2 separate regions of the Homo sapiens genome follow, and region 2 is linked to region 1. Evidence: read pairs that join two places in POLR2A ChIA-PET (ENCODE). Cell type or tissue: PC-9. All regions are shown on one strand.

What was found. ChIA-PET counts read pairs that join two places held together with the same protein. Peaks named below come from ENCODE experiments on the same cell type or tissue, not always from the same donor. Only the 100,000 strongest peaks of a DNase experiment are listed, where the experiment ranks them.
Region 2: POLR2A ChIA-PET joins it to region 1 with 9 read pairs; 1 of 35 experiments calls an interaction of 5 or more read pairs at or near these places.

Annotation. Positions count from the first base shown.
Region 1 is chr13:79,421,810-79,425,809 of GRCh38, reverse strand. RBM26-AS1 (RBM26 antisense RNA 1) reads right to left here. Exons shown (of 7, transcript NR_038991.1): 6 at 3,596-3,823; 7 at 1,474-3,083. It overlaps LOC105370274 (a long non-coding RNA gene), which reads left to right. Exons shown (of 4, transcript XR_942112.2): 3 at 2,005-2,080; 4 at 2,901-3,207. Among named protein-coding and RNA genes, the nearest start is that of RBM26-AS1, 18 kb to the right of the region's middle. In PC-9, a CTCF peak has its summit at 1,599 (motif pointing left); a DNase peak (open chromatin) is centred at 1,549.
Region 2 is chr13:79,867,897-79,871,896 of GRCh38, reverse strand. No RefSeq gene overlaps it. Among named protein-coding and RNA genes, the nearest start is that of LINC00382, 2.7 kb to the left of the region's middle. In PC-9, no CTCF peak of the experiment used is centred here; a DNase peak (open chromatin) is centred at 2,386.

The DNA.
Region 1 (4,000 bases):
TGTCCTTTTACCTAGCAATCCCACTTTTGGGACTTTATCCTTCAGACACATAGACTTCACATGTAGAAAATGGCAAATATATACAAGTTCATTATTGGAGAATTTTCTGTAATTGAAAATGGAAACAACTAAAAAAATTTATTAAGTGGGAATAGATCAATTATTATATATTCTTACAATCTGTCTGCTATACACTACACATGCCTAAAAAAAAGGAGTAAGGTCTCTACTATAGACTTACGCGAATGTTTCCAATATATATTAGTAAAAAGAGCAGGATACAGAATAGTGTATATGATATGCTGTTTTTGCATAAGAAAAATTCGATTAGAATAAGATTTTATGTTCATATATGTCTGTATATTCATAAAGAAATTCTGAAAGGATACATAAGAAACCAATAATGGGCCGGATGTGGTGGCTCACGCCTGTAATCCCAGCACTTTGGGAGGCCAAGGCGGGTGGATCACTTGAGGTCAGGAGTTTGAGACCAGCCTGGCTAACATGGTGAAACCCCATTTCTACTAAAAATACAAAAAATTAGCTGGGCATGGTGATGCACACCTGTTATCCCAGCTACTCGGGAGGCTGAGGCAGGAGAATCACTTGAACCAGGAGATGGAGGCTGCAGTAAGCCTAAATTGCACCATTACACTCCAGCTTGAGCAACAAGAGCAAAACTCTGTCTCAAAAAATAAAAAAAGAAAAAAAAAAAGAAGAAGAAACTAATAATGGCATTTATCTGTGTCTTTGGAAGGGCTGAGAATTGAGTGAATGGGAATGTATTTAAATTATGTGTTTAATTTCATGTGTAAGAATTAAATTTGAAGTGTGTCATATTTGTCATTTTTTATCTGTTACGTTTTATGCTTGTAGCTGGAAGGTTTCCATTTTAGTTTACCCCAGAAATCTCTGTTACAAACATTTCTTTTTTTTAGTAAAGGCTATTAGAAAAATAAATTGAATAGCTGAGTGCAGATGAGTGCAGTGGCTCACACATGTAACCCCAACTCAGGAGACTGAGGTGGGAGGATTGTTTGAAGCCAGGAGTTTGAGACTAGTCTGGGCAACATAGCAAGACCCTGTCTCTACAAAAAAATTTTAAAATTAGCCAGGCATAGTGGAATGCATCTGTAGTCCTAGCTGCTTAGAAAGCTAAGGCAGGAGGATTGCTTTACCCCAGGAGTTTGAGGTTGCAGTGAGCTATGATCACATCACTGCACTCCAGCCTGGGTGACAGAGCGACACTCTTGTCTCTAAAAAAATTATAATAAAAGAAAAAGAAAAAAAAAACCTTGAAATTATGTAGTTTTAATTGACATTTTTACATAAAATATCATTAATATCTTTTTATTTAGAATTGATTTATTATTTCAACCTAAAGTATGACTTTTTTGTTTACTAATACATTTTTATTATTTAAATAACAACTACATTATTTTTCAGAATCCAGTAGCTTTTTTTTTTTTTTCCTTTTTCTTGGTTCTCATTGGTTATAACACAGTAGCTTTTAAAAGCAAATTTTCTTCAGTAAGTTGAAAACAATAAAAAAGTATGAGCTCCCTCTGCTGGCTCTGAAGTGGCATATCAAGGTACATTTTGTTTATTTGGAAACAAACTGGCACACGGTACATGCCATTAATGCAATTTGCTAATATTAGGGAGAATAATTTTAAACTGTTTTCCATAATTTTATAAAAGTTAAATTATGCTAATGTGCCACTAATATTGGCAAGTAAGATTAGCATTTCAATATAAGTGTTAAAGTTGTATTCACTATGTACCTGAGCTATTTGGTATATCCCTATATAGTGCCATATAAGTGTGTTGAACAGGAAAAGTTTCTGCATGCACCACAACAGGTACAGGAGGATTTGTTTTAAAATTTATTATGACTTTTGAATTGCAGTAATCATAAAACCTATGCTGTGTTAGCAGATTAATATTTAGTTCATTAAAAATACCACAGTTTTTGTTGTTGCTGTTGTTGTTGTTTTGAGACAGAGCCCAAGTAGAGTGCAGAATCACCTGGGTTCAGACGATTCTCGTGCCTCAGCCTCCGGAGCAGCTGGGATTACAGGTATGCTCCACGACACCCAGCTAATTATTTTGTATTTTTTAGTAGAGACGGAGTTTCACCATGTTGGCCAGGCTGGTCTCAAACTCCTGGCCTCAAATGATCTGCCCACCTTGACCTTCCAAAGTGTTGGGATTACAGGCATGAGCTACCGCGCCTGGCCCATATGCATAGTTTGAAGCTAGGAGAAATAGAAAATATTTGCATAGTAAGCAGTGACATATCATTCTGAGTATAAATTTTTTTGTCATGACACATAATCTCTGATGCATTGATTTATGATGTACTTTGCAAAATTTCAAGATACTTTTATTTTTATGATTTGTTTTTATCTTCCAGATCATTGATCTGTGTCTCAGTGGTAATCATCTCATCTTTCTATTTATCTACTAAATTCTTTAACTTTTTGTGTTGTACTTAAATATGCTTAAGGATGCCTTTAAAAAAATTCAAATTTTCATCTCTCTTTTACAAGTTCGACTTTCCCCTTGTTTCTTCTGACTGATATTCCTCTCTCAAATTGCTGTCTCTTATATAAGATGTTATTTTTCTTGGTTGGCTCATAAGCTCAATTCTGATTGTTGAAATACTGGGAATTCCACATGTGGTGGAAAGCAAAGGTGTTTCTAGTCAGGGGTGCACTGAAGCCAGTTGTCACTAGCCTATGAGAGCTGATTATTAATTTTTCAAGAATTCTTCAAGCTAGTTGTTAAAGACAGATTTTATTAAAGCTGACATATAAACTTACATTAAAAACCAACACAATTTTCAAAATCATTTCCGAATTATTTAACTTCATTTTATTATTATTTATGCTCCTCAGGTAATTTACATCGACTGCATCTGTATGGTGAAAATATAGTATAATGGGGTGCTGCTGTGAATCTCCTTCCAATTCTGCATTCTGTGATATCATAGTGGTAACCTGAAATCCACCATAGTGGGGACATTTACACAATAACTGGCAAATGCTACAAGGCTGGGCTTTTTCAGTTTTGTTGATTGTCTGGACATAAAAAGGTAATACAGAAAATGTTACCAATACAAGCATTTGGGAAAAATAAACTAAAACCTTTTGTGAAAAACAACAGGTTTTATGGAATTTACAATAAATAATACTGTATATTTTATTATTTATAAATTCTGTGCTACACATTCTTCATATCAGTAAAACTTAGAACATATATATGTATCCATACATTTTGTTTTCTAGAAAGCCACTGGTTGAACATTAACCAGCACACTACTGGAGTCTCTACCCACAAAGGTAGTATAGGTGGGCAAGGAGTCAATTCTCTGTGAGACTCCTGGGGGAGTCACTGACTTAGTACATCAAGAGTAGTGCTGTGATTTTAAAATATGTCCACAAATTCTTTGATACATCTCCTATCTAAAGACAGGCCCTGATTTTCCTCCCCATGAATGTGAGCTGTACCTAACGACTAATGAATGTGGTGGAAGTAACCGTGTTAGACTTCTAAGGCTAATTCATAAAAGACAGTGTGGGCTCTGTCTTACCCTCTTTTGGACTGCTTACTTTGGGGAAAGCCAGTGGCCATGCCATGAGGACACTCGAACATCTATGAAGAGGTCCCACATGGTGTGGATAAGGACTCCTGCAACGGCCATTTTGGACCTAGATTCTCCTGCCCCAGACAGGGCTTCAAATGACTGGGGTCCCAGCAGACATCTTGACTGCAACTTCACAGGAGACTCTGGAGCCAGAACCTCTCAGCTAAGCAGCTCCTGCAATCATAACACACAGAAACTGTGATGTAATGAACGTTTGTTGCTTTAAGTAAGCCCCTAAGGTTTGGAGTAATTCATTAGATGGCAACAGATAACTAATATAAGCAGGGAAGACTCATTATCCCCATTAAACTTCTTGGACTTTTGGGAGTCAATGAAATCTAAGACTCTCTC
Region 2 (4,000 bases), 450 kb before region 1:
CCACTTCCAAGTTTCTGCAATGCAGAATAAAACATAAACATGTCAACTACTCCACTGGATCAAACAAAAAAAAATCAATATCCTGTTTTCCTGGACCACAGAACTACTAATTGCCTTTAAGTGGGCAATATATTTCCTTGAAGTAAGATGAGCTAATTACTTTCCTTCTCTTATCAGAAGCCTATGATAATAAAAGAATGGGAAAATGATTCTCCTTGAATTAAGATTGATTTAGGTAGAATATAAAATGTATAACCTGGAGGTAAAATAAAGAAGTGAGGAAAACAAACAATGATCAACAAAGATAAAAAATATTATAAAGTAGGAAAAGATCTAGCAACATTGGAAATAAGTTGAAAATTATCAGAAAAAGTATCTATGGATCTCTGAGAATCTTTCCTTCCCCAGTAATTAAGCTAACACTAGGTGACATTTTGTTTTTTGCCAGACACTGCTATAAACATTATCCATGTATTAACTAATTTAAACAGCCAAGCTAGGTGAGTACTATTTATGTCCCTGTGTTTTAGAATGCGGACCTGTGTTTTAGAACGAGGACCTGTGTTTTAGAATGACCTGGTGCCAGGTCATACAGCTTTTAAGAGACACAATCAATATTTAAAACTGAATCTCCCCTTGCCCAAGCTGAAAAACCGAACATCTCTAAGAAAGTATCCTCTCGTCTCTTTTGGTTCTTTTGCGTAAGTCTTCACATCTTCTAGTGGTCTTAATGAATAATGAAGGTGAAAAGCCCAGGTAAACCTTTAGAGGTAAATCTGAATATGCAGCTTTTGAAGATGCTGTCTAGGGAGAATTCCCCCAAGTATATATGAGGAGAATTATAGCAATAGAGAAGTGAGTGGGATGGAAATCCTACCAGATGGCATAATATTGTTCAGACAGCGTTGACTGGTTTCCTTTGTATCATATGGTGAGACAACATGTGAGTAAGAAAGGGAGGATGCTGGTGTGTGGAGATGATAAAGGGAACAGGAATGAGAAAAGAAAAAAAGATATAATGATTGTTTTACAGTTTCTAGAAGTTTATGCGCCATATTGCAAATAGGAAATGATTATATGAATTCAATATAATTCTTACAAAATAATAAAATTACAAAGGACTAAAGGTATTAACCATTTCAACACGTGATTGATGGAGTTAAGAAATGTAAAACTAGAGTAGGTTAGGCCAGTTGTCTGAGTTATCCAGCTAGTTAATGCCAGAGTCAACAAGAGAAATCCAATTTCCCAACTTGGTTTCTTCCTGCTTTTTTTTTTTATAACCCTGTGCTACAATATCTAATAAACAATGTCAAGTCTTGATCATTAGCATCTACACTTAATTTAATATGAGCAACAGGCCACAGAAGCTTCTATAGGCTTCTAGATTGTTTTCCTCAATCTGTGTGAAGTTGCTAATTATCTGTTGTTAATGAAAACAACCCTGTAAGCAGCTGAAGAAATGGATTGGAAATAGTAGTTTGAAGTCCAGTAAAGAAACACAGGTGTTGCTGTGTTCAATTAAAGCCTAACAAGAAACTTAGTGGGATAAAAGGGTGGGAGGTGGAACAGGAAAAGGGAAAAATGACATCATCCTCTGCTGGAACTGTTGGAGAAAGGAGAAAAGCCAGAAAATAGCTTACTAAGCACTTCCTAATAAGGAATTTGTAAAGCTGAAGATTTGCAGGACTAACTTTTGTCCACAAAACAATTTACATTTCAAAAAACTAATTTGTGAAAAGATTTTCTTTTAAAAACAGTAGAAAGTCATAGTGGTCAAAGTTAAAGCAAAGACTAGATTTTGAAGCAGGCAATAAATTATAAATTGAGGGGTTGTTTTTGTTTTTGTGGAGGGCAAGGCGGGGGAATAGATTCTATTTAATTTGTTAAAGGTTGATATTTGTACACTGAAAACAGTGTTTTGTAGTACCTTATGGTGTAGGCACTTTACCTGTGTTACTGCAGTAGGGATTTTAAAAAAAAACATCTTTTTGGTATGTTTTTAACAATAATAGTGTACTTCTCAGAAGTCTTTTAAACAATAGTCAATGTTCCAGAATTGAGATACATGTACTGTTGACTTCTCACTTGAACACTAATTCTCTTATTCTTGTTAGGAATTCCATGTAATACAGAAAGAACGGCAACGTTTATTTTGATTGCCTATTTTGCATACCACAAGGCAAGGAATTCTCAGGTTCTGAGGAACACCTCAAAGATATGCAGAAAAGCATTACTTAAAACTTTTTCAGGAAGCTCTTTGCCCCCCTTCCCATCTCCGTCACCTTTAAATCCAGGTATATTTGTAGTAGGAATTTGTTCTGTGGAACCCTGCAGCAATATTTCCCTTCATTTCCATGACAACAGCTCTCTATCAACTTCTGAAGGAACTTGCCTGTATTGTAAACAAACCTCTCTTGGCAATTGGCCTGTTTTCTCTCTCTATCTCATCTTCCATCTGCTCAAAGGCTTTGCTTCAAAAAGAAATAGGTTGCAGGTGTGTACTTTTTCTTTCTCTATCTCCCTCCCCCTTTGTTTCTGAAAGAGGTCAATCTCGGAGATTAAAATTCCCTCAACTAGTGAAATTAACAGTCTCGTGGAGCGAGCCTGAGTACCTGTGTGTACCTGGTAATGAATATTTGGAGCGTATCAACACATAGCATGTTTGGTTCCATTTTAACACAAGCCTCCTCAGAAATAAGCAGACTAACACATTTCATGAAGTGAATTCCAACTACAGGAAAAAATAAGAAATGATTCATGTCAGGCAAAAATAAATCCAAAATAAGTTTTGTTTCCGAATCTTTCATTAAGTCAAAAGTACCTAAGCTATTATAGAAATATTATATACTATATTTATATTATATATATTATATATAATAGAAATAGCTTAGCATTAATAACAGAAATAAAATCTTACCCTGAGCAAGGTGAGAAAAAATGTTTTTGTTTACTTGTTGGGAAAAAAAAAGTCTCTTATACCTTTAACTTGAGAGTTTCATGACCTCACACCAGAGTACAACTTTAATCTTCAGGACTTGAAATGTAGGTCAGTGATTTGTCCAATCTAATAAATTTGACATTTTTGTAAGTTCATTTACCTACACTGTTCTTTTTTTTATTCATTATCACAGCTGTTGAATCAAGTGACTGCTAGAACAAACCGAATTGTCTGGCATTATTTAAGACACCAAAAACCAAAGAAAAAAGGAGGAAAAAAAAGATAAATTTTCTTTATTAAACATAAAGTTTGAAGAGAGATAACCGGAAAAAAAGTATTTGGCTAGAATTATAGAGAGATTTGGGGGCATATGAACCACATTCTCAGGTTTCTATTGGAAATGTTGTTATATTTGCTTGTTTTGTCCTTAATTTTCCTTAAGAGTCATGAGGAGGGACCACCTCACTAATAATATCTGAAGAAAGGTCTTTTTTTAAATTTATTTTTAATTGACAAGTGAAAATTGTATAGATGCATGGCACACAATGTAATGTTCATTTATATACAGTGCAATGATTAAGTAAAGCAAATTAACGTATTCATCACCTCACATCATTATCATTTTGGGGGATGATTTTTGATATCTCCAGAAAACCCCTGATTTGTGAAGCCTGATGTATCTTCTCTTAGATAAACAATAGAAAACAACAAAAACAATAACACGTTATATTGAATTTCCAGTATGTTTTTATTTTTCTGTTGATACTTATATTATCTAAACCTAAAGTACAGTACTAATAACAATAGACTTCTTTTAATTTTAAAGCATCTTCATGTCTTTTTCTCATTTTATGATATGGTCTTTTATCTGTATAATTACAAAAATAATTTTATAAGAAGAAAATCCCAAATTCAGCATAGCCATAAAAACAAACAACAAGAAGAATCCTTACATCTTTCTTGTTGAAAGTACCCAGTTATTGTCTAATTCTTTGTCATGACAAAAATCATTAGTTATTCAAGACACAATGCCTGTAACAATTTATATACAGTAAGATT